Regions from separate parts of the Mus musculus genome. Here region 1 is linked to region 2. A link is a contact called in ENCODE Hi-C or POLR2A ChIA-PET data. All regions are on one chromosome and are shown on one strand. The core of a region is the stretch at or near the end of the contact, and the rest is flanking DNA. Distances in the headings are between cores, read along the strand shown. Region 1 holds the start of Med6 (mediator complex subunit 6). Region 2 holds the start of Srsf5 (serine and arginine-rich splicing factor 5).

Region 1 (7,285 bases), core at 981-3,480, 650 kb after region 2:
TCTGAAGAAGTCAGATCTAGGTCAAAGTGACAAGCAATCCCGTGAAATATTAATCAAATGAGAAAAAGTTGTTACATGTTAAAACAATTTTAAAAAAAAAATCATGCTTTGTGTGTTTTAAAATAGAGGGAATGATGGGCGTTTAGGCACACGCCTTTAATCCCAGCAGAGGCAGGCAGATTTCTGAGTTCAAGGCCAGGCTGGTCTACAAAGTGAGTTCCAGGACAGCCAGGGCTACACAGAGAAACCCTGTCTTGAAAAACCAAATAAAATAAAATAAAATAAAAGGAACAAATGAAGTATATTAACAAAAATAATACCAACCATTTATATATATGTGTGTGTGTGTGTATGTGTGTGTGTATACACACAAATATATATGGGTAAAGTCACAATATATAAAACCAGGAAATAATGTTTTTGGAAAAAGGCATCTTTGCTAATGAAGAGCAACACAGGGAAAACCACGACTATGATTTAAATTTCCTAATCCTACTAACAATTCCATTTACCATAAAATGTACATTTCTTTTAGCTGCTTTAGGAAACGATAACTTTTTCCTTAAAAAAGTTTTATCTTTCTGCCATTACCAGGCATAACCATTTCATGTCCATATCTATTAACTAACCATTGGTAGGTAGGTAAGATCTATAATTATACATACAATATTATGCACATTAAATGCTTGGCACACTGTAACCCAATAACTGTTACAGTAGTAATGGTGGCATTTTCTCTGTTCTCATGGCAAATTTATATACTTTTATTACTAATTCTTTTTTTAAATTAATTTATTTTATAATTGCAAGTACACTGTGGCTATCTTCAGACAGACCAGAAAAGGGCATCAGATCCCATTACAGATGGTTGTGAGCCACCATGTGGTTGGTGGAATTTGAACTCAGGATCTCTGAAGAGCAATCAGTACTCTTAACCCGCTAAGCCATCTCTCTAGCCCCCTTATTACTAATTCTTATTCCATAACCAGAATCACAGATAATCTGCTCCCACTAAATTGTGAGTTTTTATTCATCAGGAATGAGCATAATAATCACTAAATGCTTCCAATCCATGCCTGAAGGTCAAGGCAAGTATGACTTACTTTATTATTCACAGATCTCAATCAATTTAAACAGCCTCATGTATCCATGGACATTCATCTACAAAAACTGAAATGAAAAGTCAAGTCTGAAAATAAAAGGTAAGTTGTGATCACTTCATAAACAGAATATACCAAAAACCAAGCAGATTTAACCTTCTCACTAATGCAGTCATCACTCTTCCAAGCTACCTCTAATTTCTGTCCATCCCAGAAAAGCCCTGGTTTCGTTTTGTTTTCCTTTTTTTGTTTCTAATTCTATCCCTGACTTTTACACTACTGTCAGCAGCTAAAATGATCTAGTAAAGAAATGCGTAAATGAAAAAAAAAAAAGACAAAGTCAGAATATGCCGTCCCTGTTGACTGTTCTCTCACATTTATCTTTCCAGATCTTCTCTTCTACATCTCCTCCCTATGCCAGCTTCTCTGCCATTCCTCTAAACACCAGACACATTACAATTACGCTAACAAATCTAAGTAATAAGCAATCCACTATGTACATGTATGAAATTGCCAAGAGGAAGAATGAAATATACACAAGCAAAAACAAACTGCTAAACAAAATGCTACCCGACCAAGAAGCTAGTAAGAGGTTGAGTCTCCATTCATTTATTTATTCTTACTCAATGAAAATATACCTCTACTGCTCAGCTTGCCGAAGGCAACCACTGAATGAATGATAAGTGAAAGGTATTATAGGCTAAAATTTAAAATTATTAATAAGAAGACGGGGATTTCTGTCCGGGGACCCATAAGGTGGGATCAGCCCTTATCTTATTCCACTTCTCTCTTCCGAAAAGCTATCCCTTCGCCCCGACATAACGCCCAGCATTGTGAGAGAAACCCCTAAATTGTTTCTAGTTTTTCCGCATCTACCCTTTTAAAGAGACTCGTCAGAAAACGGGAAAGCGCGACCCCTTTTCGTTAGATTAGAGCCTTAGGGTATCCAGGAGCCACTCAGAAGAACTTGAGAGACCTCACAAAAGAGGGTAACGCTGACTTCCGCAAGCTATGAAACCCCAGTAAACCACAATCTGGTAAGGGGAGCATAAAATTAATTACCTCGGATATCCACCGCCGCCATAATTCCAAAAGCGCTATAAGAGCCTCCTTCCGGCGCACAGTAAAGGCGATGACTACCGCGACGGAAGCGGAGGCTGCCGGCCGTACGGTTAGCGGGGAGGTCAAAAGTATTCACGCGGAGCGCGGCGGCAGGAAAAAAAAAAAGTGTTTGGGGGCGGGGATGAGACCTAAAGTGGGTGGAGCCGGGTTGAGCTTTGGTCGTTGGACACGGGCGGGAAAGAAGAAGGCGTGTCACAGGGTGGCGGCGGGGAGGGGAGGGGATTGGGACACGCAGAAGGATGGCGCAGGGAAGGCGGGGCCTGTAGACCTGTGGAGTAAGAAGATAAAGAATGACCCCCTCGCTTAGATGCCAAACTGCAGCTGGCAGAGGTTGTAGTAACAGAGCCAGAACAAAACAAACAAACAAAAAATAAGCAAAGCGTTAGGCCCAAACAGTGGGGAAAGTAATTTCATTTACAAGTAAAGAGGTTAAACAGAGCGCTGCCTCGTGCTCACTACTAACATTCTAAAATTCTCTAAACCAAGGCTTTCACTTGTAATCCCATCTCTCAGGAGGCAGAGCCAAGTGCATAACAAATTTGGGGCCAGCCTGGACTACACACAGAGACAGTATTTTTAAAAACCTCATGAGTATAAAAACAAACTGTTAGACTTAGGAGCTCCGTTTTTCACCTTATCTCAAGCAGAGAAAATCAAGAGACTTTGTTATTCCTGTTATTGAACCAACTAAAAACCTAAACCAGTTAAAAACCTGTAGCATTTTATGACTAAATTTCAAGAGATAGGAAGGGAATTCAGGGGTGAATTATTAACAAGATTAAAAAGAGAAAAGGAACTGGGCGTGGTGGCGCATGCCTTTAATCCCAGCCTGGTCTACAAAGTGAGTTCCAGGACAGCCAGGGCTATACAGAGAAACCCTGTCTCAAAATAAATAAATAAATAAATAAATAAATAAATAAATAAATAAATAAATAAATAAATCAATAAATAAATAAATCAATAAATAAAATTTTTAAATGAGAGAAAAGGAACGAAAAAACAACAACAAAAAAGAGAGAGAGAGAGAGAGAAGAGGAATTCCTTGAGTAGTGTCTAAACACTTGAAGGCAGGGAACAATTCTGTGATGTGAGGAAGCCATAGAAACCCACAACAGAACGTTCTGTCTCTAGTGTGGTTTTCTAAAAGCAAAATGATGGAGATGCTTACAAACAAGATACAGAAACTGAGAGGAGAACCCCAAAACCTGAAGGAAGGAACCTAAATTCACAAAACTAAGGACTACCTAGGCTCCCCCAGCATGTAACCAGAATCCACAAACAAGGCAGGAGAACCATTAATTTAACTGGGACTTTTCGACTCACAGATCAAAGAATTCCACATTTTAAATTCTCAGCATAATAAATACATCACACACACACACACACACACACACACACACACACACACACACACGTTGGTTTTCAAGACAAGATTTTTTAGCTGTCCTGGAACTTGGTTTGCTGACTAGGCTACCAAGCTGGCCTTGAACTCACAGAGATCTACTTGCCTCCGCCTCTCAAGTGCTGGTATTAAAGGTGTGGGCCACCACATCCAGAGAAAACATATTTCTTGTTCACTTCAATTTGTGAACTAGGATTTTATACCGGAAATGACAAAGAAGTGTGTCCAAACTGCTCTGCTTTTCTGTTTGGTTTGTTTCTTTGTTTTTATTCGGATAGTTTCAGCAGGAAAAGGCAAGCTTTTGGGTTTTGTTTCACTGATCTTGTTTCCTTATGTCTTTAGAAGATTAGGAAAGGCTGTGGCAACACACAGAACGTATGATAAGCCAGACTGGAGAAGTTCACTGTATTTTGCAGCCTGGCGAGGGCCCTGCCAGAGGGCTTTCTGTTTGGTTTGTTTCTTTGTTTCTTTTGTTTTTATGTGGACAGTTTCAACAGGAAACAGCAAGTTTTATAGGATATAGCTAAATAGCTTTATGTGATGCAGCCCACAGGTTAGAACATTCACGATTGGTGTGCCTGGGTGTGGCACCGCCCTGAGGACCACAGGTCCTGAGGACTTCATGCTGTTAGGAGCTCTGCTCCGCTCGCTGCCCTCACTGCCCCCTTAATCTAGGAACTGTGAAAACTCTAAGGGCAACTCCACCCCTCACTGGACAGTATCTCTGTCCCTCACAATAATAGTGCTTGTTCTTTATCAAGCATTACTGCTGGAGCAGATTAATGATATAGTTACCACTCTAGAAAGAACTTAAAGATATAGATTGTCAGCAGTGACCACCACCCTTAGAAAATATTTGGAAAAATAAAATTGTTAGTGAAGCTAGGTTGAGATGTTTTTGCTACTGGCTCTGATGTAGAACATCTTAGGTAACAATTTGAAGTTCAGAAAGGCACACTCTTATAAGGTAACCTAGGAACATTTTATGGCCAAGGAACAAGAACAATGGCAGCCCTGGCTGACGTGAGTCTCACTGAGGCTGGCTGGTGGTGGCTGATTTCTTATACTCATTTTTACCCTCAATGTCCTGATATGATTTAATAGGATTACTGATGAGAATATGTGCATTCTGCGTAAAAGTATAATAAGAATTGCTGATGAGTATATTAATTCTGAGGATTTAAAGTAGATATCACTGATTTTTATGTAAAAGTTTAGATTTGTGATTCTTTTAAGATTCTTATAAGATTACTTTTTATAAATAATGAACTAATTAATCCCCCCTTTTTTTGAACCTCAAATTGCTGTTTGCCAGTAAGAGAAACTGGCTGAGAAAACTACTTTGCTTGCTCACACTTAATCTATGTAATCTATAATAAGTTGCTTAGTTACAAATGTTTGTGAGTTCTTGGGAATAATTTGCTTTTTTTTAAGATTTATTTATTTATTTTATATATATGCGCACACTGTAGCTGTCTTCAGGCACACCAGAAGAGGGCATCAGATCCCATTATACATGGTTGTGAGCCACCATGTAGTTGCTGGAAATTGAACTCAGGCCCTCTGGAAAAGCACTCAGTACTCTTAGCTGCTGAGCCATCTCTCCAGCTCCGTAATTTGTTTACCTGTACTATGTAATGTTATTTTTTTTCTTTTTCTTTTTCTATTTTTGTTTTTTTGAGACAGGGTTTCTCTGTCACTTTGTAAACCAGGCTGGCCTCGAACTCAGAAATCCACCTGCCTCTGCCTCCCGAGTGCTGGGATTAAAGGCGTGCGCCACCATGCCCGGCTGTAATGTTATTTCTTATGAAGGTATTGGGGAAGTCATTCACTAGAAGAAAACTAGAATGTAATCACATTGTAATTTTATAATGCTTGAAAGATTTTGCTGGGACATATAAGCCATGGGAGAAAGAATAAAGTTGTTGGAACATTGTTCCTTCTACCTACCAACTATGTGTATATATGAATGCTTTGTATATGTGTATATGTATATAGGTATATATATGTATATATGTGTGTAAATTTTGTGTGGGAATGTGTTGGAGCTCTGTTCCATCCATCAAAGCTTGTGTGGATGTATGTTGGAGCTTGCTCTACTCACCAAGCCCCCCCCCCCCGTGTGTGTGTGTGTGTGTGTGTGTGTGTGTGTGTGTGTGCGTGTGCGCATGCGTGTAAGTGTTTGATTTTCCCCCTTTCTCTTCTCTAACTGCTGGCTGCCACAGGCAGCAGCCCTGGTCCATGTCTGGGCAGACCCCTGTCAGTGGCTATACCACTGACACCCATTGGGTTTACCATATGGTGACAGAGCCTGTCTTTGACAACAGGCAACAGGCAACAGGATAAATGTGATTGAACTTTGGTTTAGAAAGATGCTTGCTTTAAGTGTTTGAAGTGGTCATAAGACTCAAGTCAGGGAATCTAAGTAGGAAGTCATTGGAAACTAAATGGTGTCTACACTAATACAAATGATTGAACTGAAATATTTAGAGGACAGTGTTAAAAAGCAATAGTGACTAATACCCTGGTGAAGAAGACAGAGGCATTCTCTCAGGGTACTGATTTATAAAACCAGCTGCGACTAATCAACTTAGGAGTAACAACAGTGAGTAGATGAAAATGAAGATCTGTTTATTTTGTATAGGTTTGTAAGGCATCCGATAGACCAGGGGTTCTTTAGCTTTTTAAGGCTGAGATTTAGAGCCAGCTAGCTCTTCTGAGGTAAGGGGGCGCTGGCCTGTTAATTATTTAGTAACTGACAGGCTCTCCTCTGCAGAAGGTGCTCAGCAACATTTGTTGATTGAGCTAATGCTTGTAAAAGTGAACAGATGGTATGATGGCCTTTGGGACAATAATAAACTCCTAGAGTTCAACAGTAAATGAAATGAGAGGTTGTGATATGGAAATGGATCTTAAGAAAACACCTAAGATCTCTCCTGACTAGAGAACAATGCAGACCATACAACCCAAGGACAACTTATGCTAAGGTTCTGAGTAAAAAAAAAAAAAAAGAAATACATGACCATTATTCATATGATATCTTTCTAAGAACATCTTCTAGCAAGTGTGATGTCTGTGTGAGATGTTTTCTCCTCTTTTTTTTAAAAGATTTATTTGTTTACATTATATATGTGAGTACATTGTAGCTGTCTTCAGACACACCAGAAGAGGGTACTGGATCCCATCACAGATGGTTGTGAGCCACCATGTGGTCACTAGGAATTGAACTCATGACCTCTGAAAGGGCAGTCAGTGCTCTTAGCCGCTGAGCCATCTCTCCATCCCATATTTTCTCCTCTTATGAAGAGGGAATTCAGTTATTTCATAATACAAACGAGGGTATAAAGTAACCCCAGAACTGCTGAGACAACACCACTGAAATGTTATTCTGGAATCTCTGAGAGTAACTTCAGTGGTCCAGGGAGAGATCAAGTATCTATTCGGTTTGTGTGTTTAAGGGTTACAAGAAAATGAATCACATATATATATATATATATCACAAAATACAAAACAGTACAGCTGTCCACCCAGGGAAGTAGCTGTAATTGTAAAGTAGTCTAATCACTGAGAGCTCTCTACCTCTGATCCCAATTACAGAACACAGATATGCTCAGCCCGGAAGAAACAGAATTACAGACACTCGATGGCTATCATCATTCTT
Region 2 (7,132 bases), core at 2,338-4,837:
CGGCACATGTGGCTTCCCACACAAGCCCTTTCTAACAAACTGTACTCCTCATCAGACCATTTAAATCAATATTTCTGCCAGTAGGGATCCAGGTGGCAGGATGCTGTAAGCATAGCAAGAGTGATGTCATATGAGAACCACATCAGCAGGTGGTTTGGCCACTGTGTGAACACCAGTGAGTGTTCTTACAGGAACCCAGATGGAAGAACAGATGTGTGGGCTGCTGCAGGGTGGCATGCTATGCAGTTACACAGCATGCTGGTTAGGTTTTGTCTTCTTGACACAAACTAGATTCACTTGGGAAGAGGGAACCTTAACGGAGAAGATGTTTCCGCCACCATATTGGGCTTTAGGCAAGTCTGTGGGGTATTAATATGTTAATTAATAGTTGATATGAGAGAGCCTAGCCCCACTGTAGGCAGTGACCCCCCAGACAGGTGGTTCTGGGTTGTTTAAGAAAGGAGACTGAGCAGGGTCTCAAGAGCAAGTCAGTGTAGAACTGGAGGCCAATACTGGGTTCCTCCACTATTCTCTGAATATTTTCCAAGCCACCTCCATTGTGACTGAGAAATATGCTCTAAACTCCTAAGTATTTTCAAATTTCTTGTATGTGAATGATTACAACTTTAAACTACAGACGCAAGTTTTCCCGGATGAGTAATGGTCTCTGCTTCATTTCCAGCCCTGACTTCTTTTCATGATGGACTCTGAACTGTAATAAACCCTTTCTCTCCCAGGTTGGTTTTGGTTAGTGTTTTATTACATTTATAAAAGCAAACTAAGACACACAGTAAAATATCTTAAAAAAACCCCTATACTCTAAAACAATAATAGTAAATATATAGTCATTTAGTTATCAAGTATTATGTACTGTACAGTACTGTGTGTTCTCTCTGGCCGGCTGAAGGGCAGGCTTGTTTACACCGGAGACCATTGCCACGAACGTGTGAGGAATGCATTATGCTGAGATGATGTCCCGGCCACATTGTCATTAGGCAATAGGAAATTTCAGCTCTGTTGTGTGATGTTTCCTGGGGGCAAGAAAAAGAAACATCTTGTTACCTAGGGGAGAGGACAGAACCCACTCAGCTCCAGCTTGGTGAGTCGATGAGTTTGCTGGGGTTACTTACAGGGCCTTGGGCGAGTCAAAGGCAGCCTATGGTACCAGCAATCTCTCTTCCCAGTCATCATTCACTGCTGATACAGCTTCTGGGAGGAGCTTTCCTCAGTCTTCCATGCAGGAATGCTGATAGGCCTGACTTCCAGAGGCTCTGTGGTTGGTCAACAGCTGCTCTGATTCAAGATGGGGATGTCCAATCTGGGGGAAACAGTTTTACAATAATCAGAGAGGATCACCAGCAAATGATGTGGTCTACAGTCGACAGAAATGAAATGTCTGTATTGAATGACTCTAGAGACATTGCTATTTTAAACATCATGCAGGCATTTAAAAAAAATCAGTATTTAATAAGTAAAAGATGGGCTTATAGGGTGAATCTGAGTCAGAAACAGAATCTCTCTCTCTCTCTCCCCCTCTCTCTCTTCAGACAGTGTTTCACGGTGTAGCTCCGGCTAACTCTGAACTCACTACATAGAGTAGGCTACTTCCTTCCTCTGCTCCTAAACACTGGGATTAAAAACATACCTATCCATCATGCCTGGCTACAGTAAGCTTTCTTATCAACTCCTAACACCTTCAGGGAGGGTGTAACCCGATTTCTGGGGAGAGGAAGGCAGCTAGCAGGTCTGTGATGGACAATAAATGTTCTCTTAATCTGTGATCTCTGTAACTCTTTTCCTCTACTACATATATGTTATTTGTTTGAATGTCTTTGGAAAGGATGCCCTTGCCCCTAAAGAATGACATGGGGAAAATATTTATCCAAAAGAGAGTACCCCCCACCCCCAGACATTTCTGGGATAATACAAGTGTTTTTTTGTTTTTTTTTTGAGACAGGGTTTCTCTGTGTAGCCCTGGCTGTTCTGGAACTCAGAAATCCGCCTGCCTCTGCCTCCCGAGTGCTGGGATTAAAGGAGTGCGCCACCACTGCCCGCTACATGTTTTTTAATGGGTCCACTGATGCTGTTTTTATTTGCATAGTTAACTGAATAGACAAGCTTATTCCACGTGAATGAGGTCAGACCCAGGGTTGCTCTGCTCCTTCTTGAGCTATCAGTTCATCCCTGTGACCCTAGCTGAAATTGTGTGACTCTATTCTAGGTACATCTCAAAATCTAGATGATGCCTTAGGTTACAGATAAAAATATTAAAGAGAAGTAGCCTTTTTCACAACAACAACAGTCTTTATTGTCAATGTTTCTAGACCTCCCAACCTCACTGGGGAAGGCTGGATAGAGTTACCGATGTGGACTGCTGTGTATTACATCCATGCTGGAAGCATAAACTCTATTTCTCAATAACTGTTGATTTCGACTCTTTTTTTTTTTTTTTTTTTTTTTTGGTTCTTTGACTCAGGGTTTTCCTGGCTGTCTTGGACTTTGTAGATAAGGTAGGCCTGGAACTCACAGAGATGATTAAAGGCTGAAGCTACCACCGTCCACCTAACTATTGAGATTGAGACCTGGACAGAAAGGAATGGACAATGGCCAGTTGGATTTAGAAACAACTTGAAATCTTTCCCAGCTAGCTGAGCCAAGATTGGCCCTAGGGATTCAATATATAGGAGCGTTTTTTGTTTTTTTTTTTTTTACCCACAGTACCAATTTCATTATTTCACCACGTGAAATCTCTCCTTTAGTAGAAAACAATTCAGTTCCTTAGGCTGATCAGAACAAAAACCACAACACTGAAAGAATTCACTTACTTGAGCCTCAGAGAACCCTCTCTCTCTCTCTTTTTTCCGAGGCAGGATTTCTCTGTGTAGACCAGGCTGTCCTGGAACTCACTCTGTAGACCAGGCTGGCCTTGAACTCAGAAATCCTCCTGCCTCTGCCTCCCAAGTGCTAGGATTAAAGGCGTGTGCCACCACGCCCGGCTAAGAACCCTCTCTTGAAGGACATTGATAAGTACAATTTGCAGAAGAGGCTAAAGAGAGAAAGAAAGAAAGAAAGAAAGAAAGAAAGAAAGAAAGGAAGGAAGGAAGGAAGGAAGGAAGAAAGAAAGAAAGAAAGAAAGAAAGAAAGAAAGAAAGAAAGAAAGAAAGAAAGAAAGAAAGAAAGAAAGAATTGGACCTGGTGCTCGGGCCAATAATCCTATCACACTGAAGGCGGACCGGCTGGATCGCTGAGCTCAAGGCTAGCCAGGACTGCTTAGCGAGACCGACTATGTAAATGAATTTTTAAAAGAAACAGGTGATTTTTGAAAAGCCTGGGTTTCTTGGTAATCTTCGAGGGACCTAAGAAAAAGTTTAAATACATCTTTTCGTATCCAAAGAAGTGTCCCGGTGTATCCTGCCAACTGAACGAACGTTTCTAGTCCTCCCACCACCCACTGCTCTCGCCAGGGGTCGCGGTAAGGAAGCCCCGCCCTACTAGAACTTCCGGCTCCCAGGAACCGTCTGTCCTCAGCTCCAAGTGGGCGGTCCCCGAGCTTCTGGCACCGCCCCGGAAGTGACGCCAGGACGTCCCTTCCATTTTGTGCAACGTCCGAGCTGCTAAGTGCGTCAGTTGTGGAGAGACTGTAGACGAGTTGGGTTCGTGTGTATGTGTGTTGTGTGTGTGTTTGTGTAGGGAGGCAGACAGCTCCGTCGCAGACTACGGACCTCTCCGGGGTCTCAGCCGCCAAAGACCCTGTCCGGTAGGTGAGTGGCACGCTTTGAGGGCAAGGCTTCTCGGATCGAGGCTTCTTCATGGCCGCTCGGGTCGCAAGTGGCCGGGGCTTCGCTCTTTGCGGAGGACGGCGACTCAGAGAGCGCAGTTGATTTGAGGTGGGCGCTGGGGCACGTCTCCCTGTGGGTGTTGCGTGAGGGGGACACGAGGCGGAAGGGCGGGCGTGGGGAGGGCGTTTGTGTCGGGAAGCAGCGCGCCCCTCCCTGCCGCCCTTAATGGCTCTCATCGAGGCCCGGACGCCGGGGAGCCGGCCTGGCCCAGGGCAGCTTAGGGTTTCCCCCCGTGGGCCGGCGCAGGCGCAGCGCTCTGGGCCCCGGGCTTGCCCGTGTCTCGGGGGCACGCAGCTCGGCTCGCTACGCTCCTCCCCCCCCCACACCCCGCCGCATACTTCGGCCGTCGCCATTTTGTGCTGCGAACGCGCCCCGTCGCCCACTGCGCAGGCTCGGTGGTGGCGTCGCGAGATTCCGGCTTGTGACGCGCGGGGAGGCCGCGACGCGGGCGCGGCCGGCTGCTATTGGACCAGGCCTGGCAGAGGGCGGGCTCGGCTCCGCCCGCATTTCTCGGCCTGGCCTTAACTGCGGCAGATGGGAGGGGAACCCCGGGATCCGGGGACAGCGTGTGCGGCTGCGCAGTCTAGAAAGGTGGCTACTGGCGTTGTGGTGGGCTGCCGTGTGGAACCTGGGAAGGGGGTCTTTTGGAGAGTTAAGTTTTAACTTGGAATTTGAATGTGGTGGTCGTGAACGACTTAAAAGGTACATGGCGACCTTGTTAGTAGAGTTGGTAAACGTGGGGTGTGTTTGACTGCTTGACTGAACATCCCCCACCCCCATGGTGTCAATCGTTGATATTGTCTCGATTCAATTACTGCCTAACAGGAAACACTAGCCGGGCATCATGAGTGGCTGTCGAGTGTTCATTGGGAGACTAAATCCAGCAGCGAGGGAGAAAGATGTGGAAAGATTCTTCAAGGGTTACGGACGGATCCGAGATATTGACTTGAAAAGAGGTTTTGGTTTTGTGGTAAGTACTTGAAACTGAGTTGAATTATCTGTCGAGAAGTTAGGTAACTTTGTGGTGGTGACACATGCCTTTGGTCTCTGGCCCTTGGGAGGCAGGGGCAAGCCAATCCACAGAGAAACCCTGTCTCCAAAAAAAGAAAAAAAAAAAAAACAAAGTGGGTAGAGCTCTTGTGATGAGCATGGACTCTGAGTCCATGTGAATTGTTTTCCCAGAAAGATGTTAGAAGTGGCCAAGAAGCAGTGGCTTCTGTTAAGAAGTTAAAGTAACTGCTGGCTGGAGTTGATTCTCAGTCATCCCTAGCTTAGGGTTATAGTATCTGAGTGTAAGGTATATCTTAACACTTCCATGATTTTTTTTTTAAATTTATTTTTTATTTTTTTGGTTTTTCGAGACAGGGCTTCTCTGTATAGCTCTGGCTGTCCTGGAACTCACTTTGTAGACCAGGCTGGCCTCGAACTCAGGAATCTGTCTGCCTCCCGAGTGCTGGGATTAAATTAAAGGCGTGCGCCACCACGCTCGGCTTCCATGATCTTAATGTGCTGTAGAATGCATGCACGTCCAAAAGCTCTACTCTTACTGCTACATTTTAGGAATTTGAGGACCCAAGGGATGCAGATGATGCTGTTTATGAACTTGATGGGAAGGAACTTTGCAGTGAAAGGTAAGCATGATTGGTTTATAAGTAGTTCTCCCAGGGAAGTAGAGCAGAGTAGACATTTGCATATGTAAGTGCTCTCATGTGTAGTGTGTGAATGCTTTTTTTACCTCTTTGTAGGGTGACGATTGAACATGCCCGGGCTCGGTCTCGAGGTGGAAGAGGTAGAGGACGATACTCCGACCGTTTTAGCAGTCGCAGACCTCGAAATGATAGACGGTATGTGGTTTGGGTTTGGCTGTTACGGTTGGGTTAGGGTCCGTTAGCATTAAATGGTTCTCAGACTAGTTAAGTCTAGTTAGTCCACATGCTGAGAACCCAGAAACTTGATGGAATCACTATCTTGGCTTAAACTTGTCACATAGCATTTGACATTGTGACATAACATCTGACACTGAATGCTTATTTTTCTTTCTTCAGAAATGCTCCACCTGTAAGAACAGAAAATCGACTTATAGTTGAGAATTTATCCTCAAGAGTCAGCTGGCAGGTTTGTTGAAATACAGTTTTGAGATATTTTTTAATGTGGCATTTAAAAGTGTTAATGGGTAGTTAATGTTTTATTAATATATATCTTATTAAATGCTTTATCTTAAATTAATTTAATTGAACTATAATTTTAAACTTTAGTTAAATGTAACTGGGGGATGTTTCAGATTTTAATATTAGTGATCAAATGTAAATGTTTTGAGGTTATTTTTTCATGTTTTTTAAAATCAATTTTAACCAAATATTAAACCCTTTATTTGCCAGCCTATCTGTGTCGTTGGCCTTATGACGAGGAGTGCCTGTGGGTTATCCTAATCGTTGTCTTGGTCACTCTTGGTTGGGCCTGGTTGACTTTGCCAGTCAGCTCCTACAGTGATCAGTTGGCCACCTCTAGATCTGTGTTTGCCGGTCTAGACGTAATCGGTGCACTTACTTGAAGTGCCGGGTTGCAGCGATCCCAGAACCGTTGATAACGTGATCTGATCCCTAAGTTGAGAGCTGTCTTCCTGTAACGCTTCCGAATAAGAGGTCCTGGTCGAAAGAGTTGAAAGATACGAAATTAGTTGGTCGTTGGAATCCTGATCGCAGTAAAGTGGTCCTTGGTAACTGCACAAGAGTAAAACATGTCTGCATCGCCAGTAGTCTGCTAATAGGGAGGGCTGTGCGATTAAAGGCTTCCATCGATTGGGTAGTATCCTTCAAGTGGGTGGCGAAGAGCCAGTCGGGCCTATGTCATGAAGGTTTCTCCGACCGCTTAATGGTTTGCTGCTTGACTAGCCTAGGGAAATGTTAATAAAGGTAAAGTAAAATTTTTTAATGACATATGGGGCACAAAATAACTGGTGTCTTTGTAAATGTTGTTTTATTTTTTTATTTTTTATTTTTTTTAAATATAAAACTAGTCTTTAAAGGATGTACTGTTCCTTTTTGTTTTTTTTTGTTGTTTGTTTTGTTTTTTGTTTTTTCCCCCTTTTGTACTGAGCTCAGTTAGACTAATACTATAATGTTAAAAAATTGGAATGCCCTCTAGCATTTTGCTTAAAAGCAATATGCTATTTGCTTATTTCGTGCCCTGGCATAATTTTTGAATTCTGATAGAATACAAGTGTGGTATATGCCATGTTTGTACTTTATCTAACACCTTCTCTTCCAGTAGTCTTGTTTATGCCATGTGGTTGT

What was found. Hi-C counts contacts between places; a loop is a spot of excess contacts on that map. ChIA-PET counts read pairs that join two places held with the same protein, here RNA polymerase II (POLR2A).
Region 1: POLR2A ChIA-PET joins it to region 2 with 15 read pairs in embryonic stem cell. The contact joins the promoter of Med6 here to the promoter of Srsf5 in region 2. A Hi-C loop is called at or near these places in 1 of 37 maps with a recorded cell type or tissue (regulatory T cell). POLR2A ChIA-PET finds 5 or more read pairs at or near these places in 3 of 5 experiments (Patski and embryonic stem cell).

Annotation. Positions count from the first base shown.
Region 1 is chr12:81,592,778-81,600,062 of GRCm38, forward strand. It overlaps Med6 (mediator complex subunit 6), which reads right to left and starts at 2,231. Exons shown (of 8, transcript NM_001347384.1): 1 at 2,163-2,231. The coding sequence starts at 2,184.
Region 2 is chr12:80,941,912-80,949,043 of GRCm38, forward strand. Srsf5 (serine and arginine-rich splicing factor 5) reads left to right here and starts at 3,588. Exons shown (of 8, transcript NM_001079694.2): 1 at 3,588-3,761; 2 at 4,665-4,809; 3 at 5,400-5,470; 4 at 5,585-5,683; 5 at 5,885-5,954. The coding sequence starts at 4,684. Gm20337 (predicted gene, 20337) reads right to left here and starts at 3,488. Exons shown (of 3, transcript NR_045057.1): 1 at 2,826-3,488; 2 at 1,131-1,318; 3 at 741-1,031.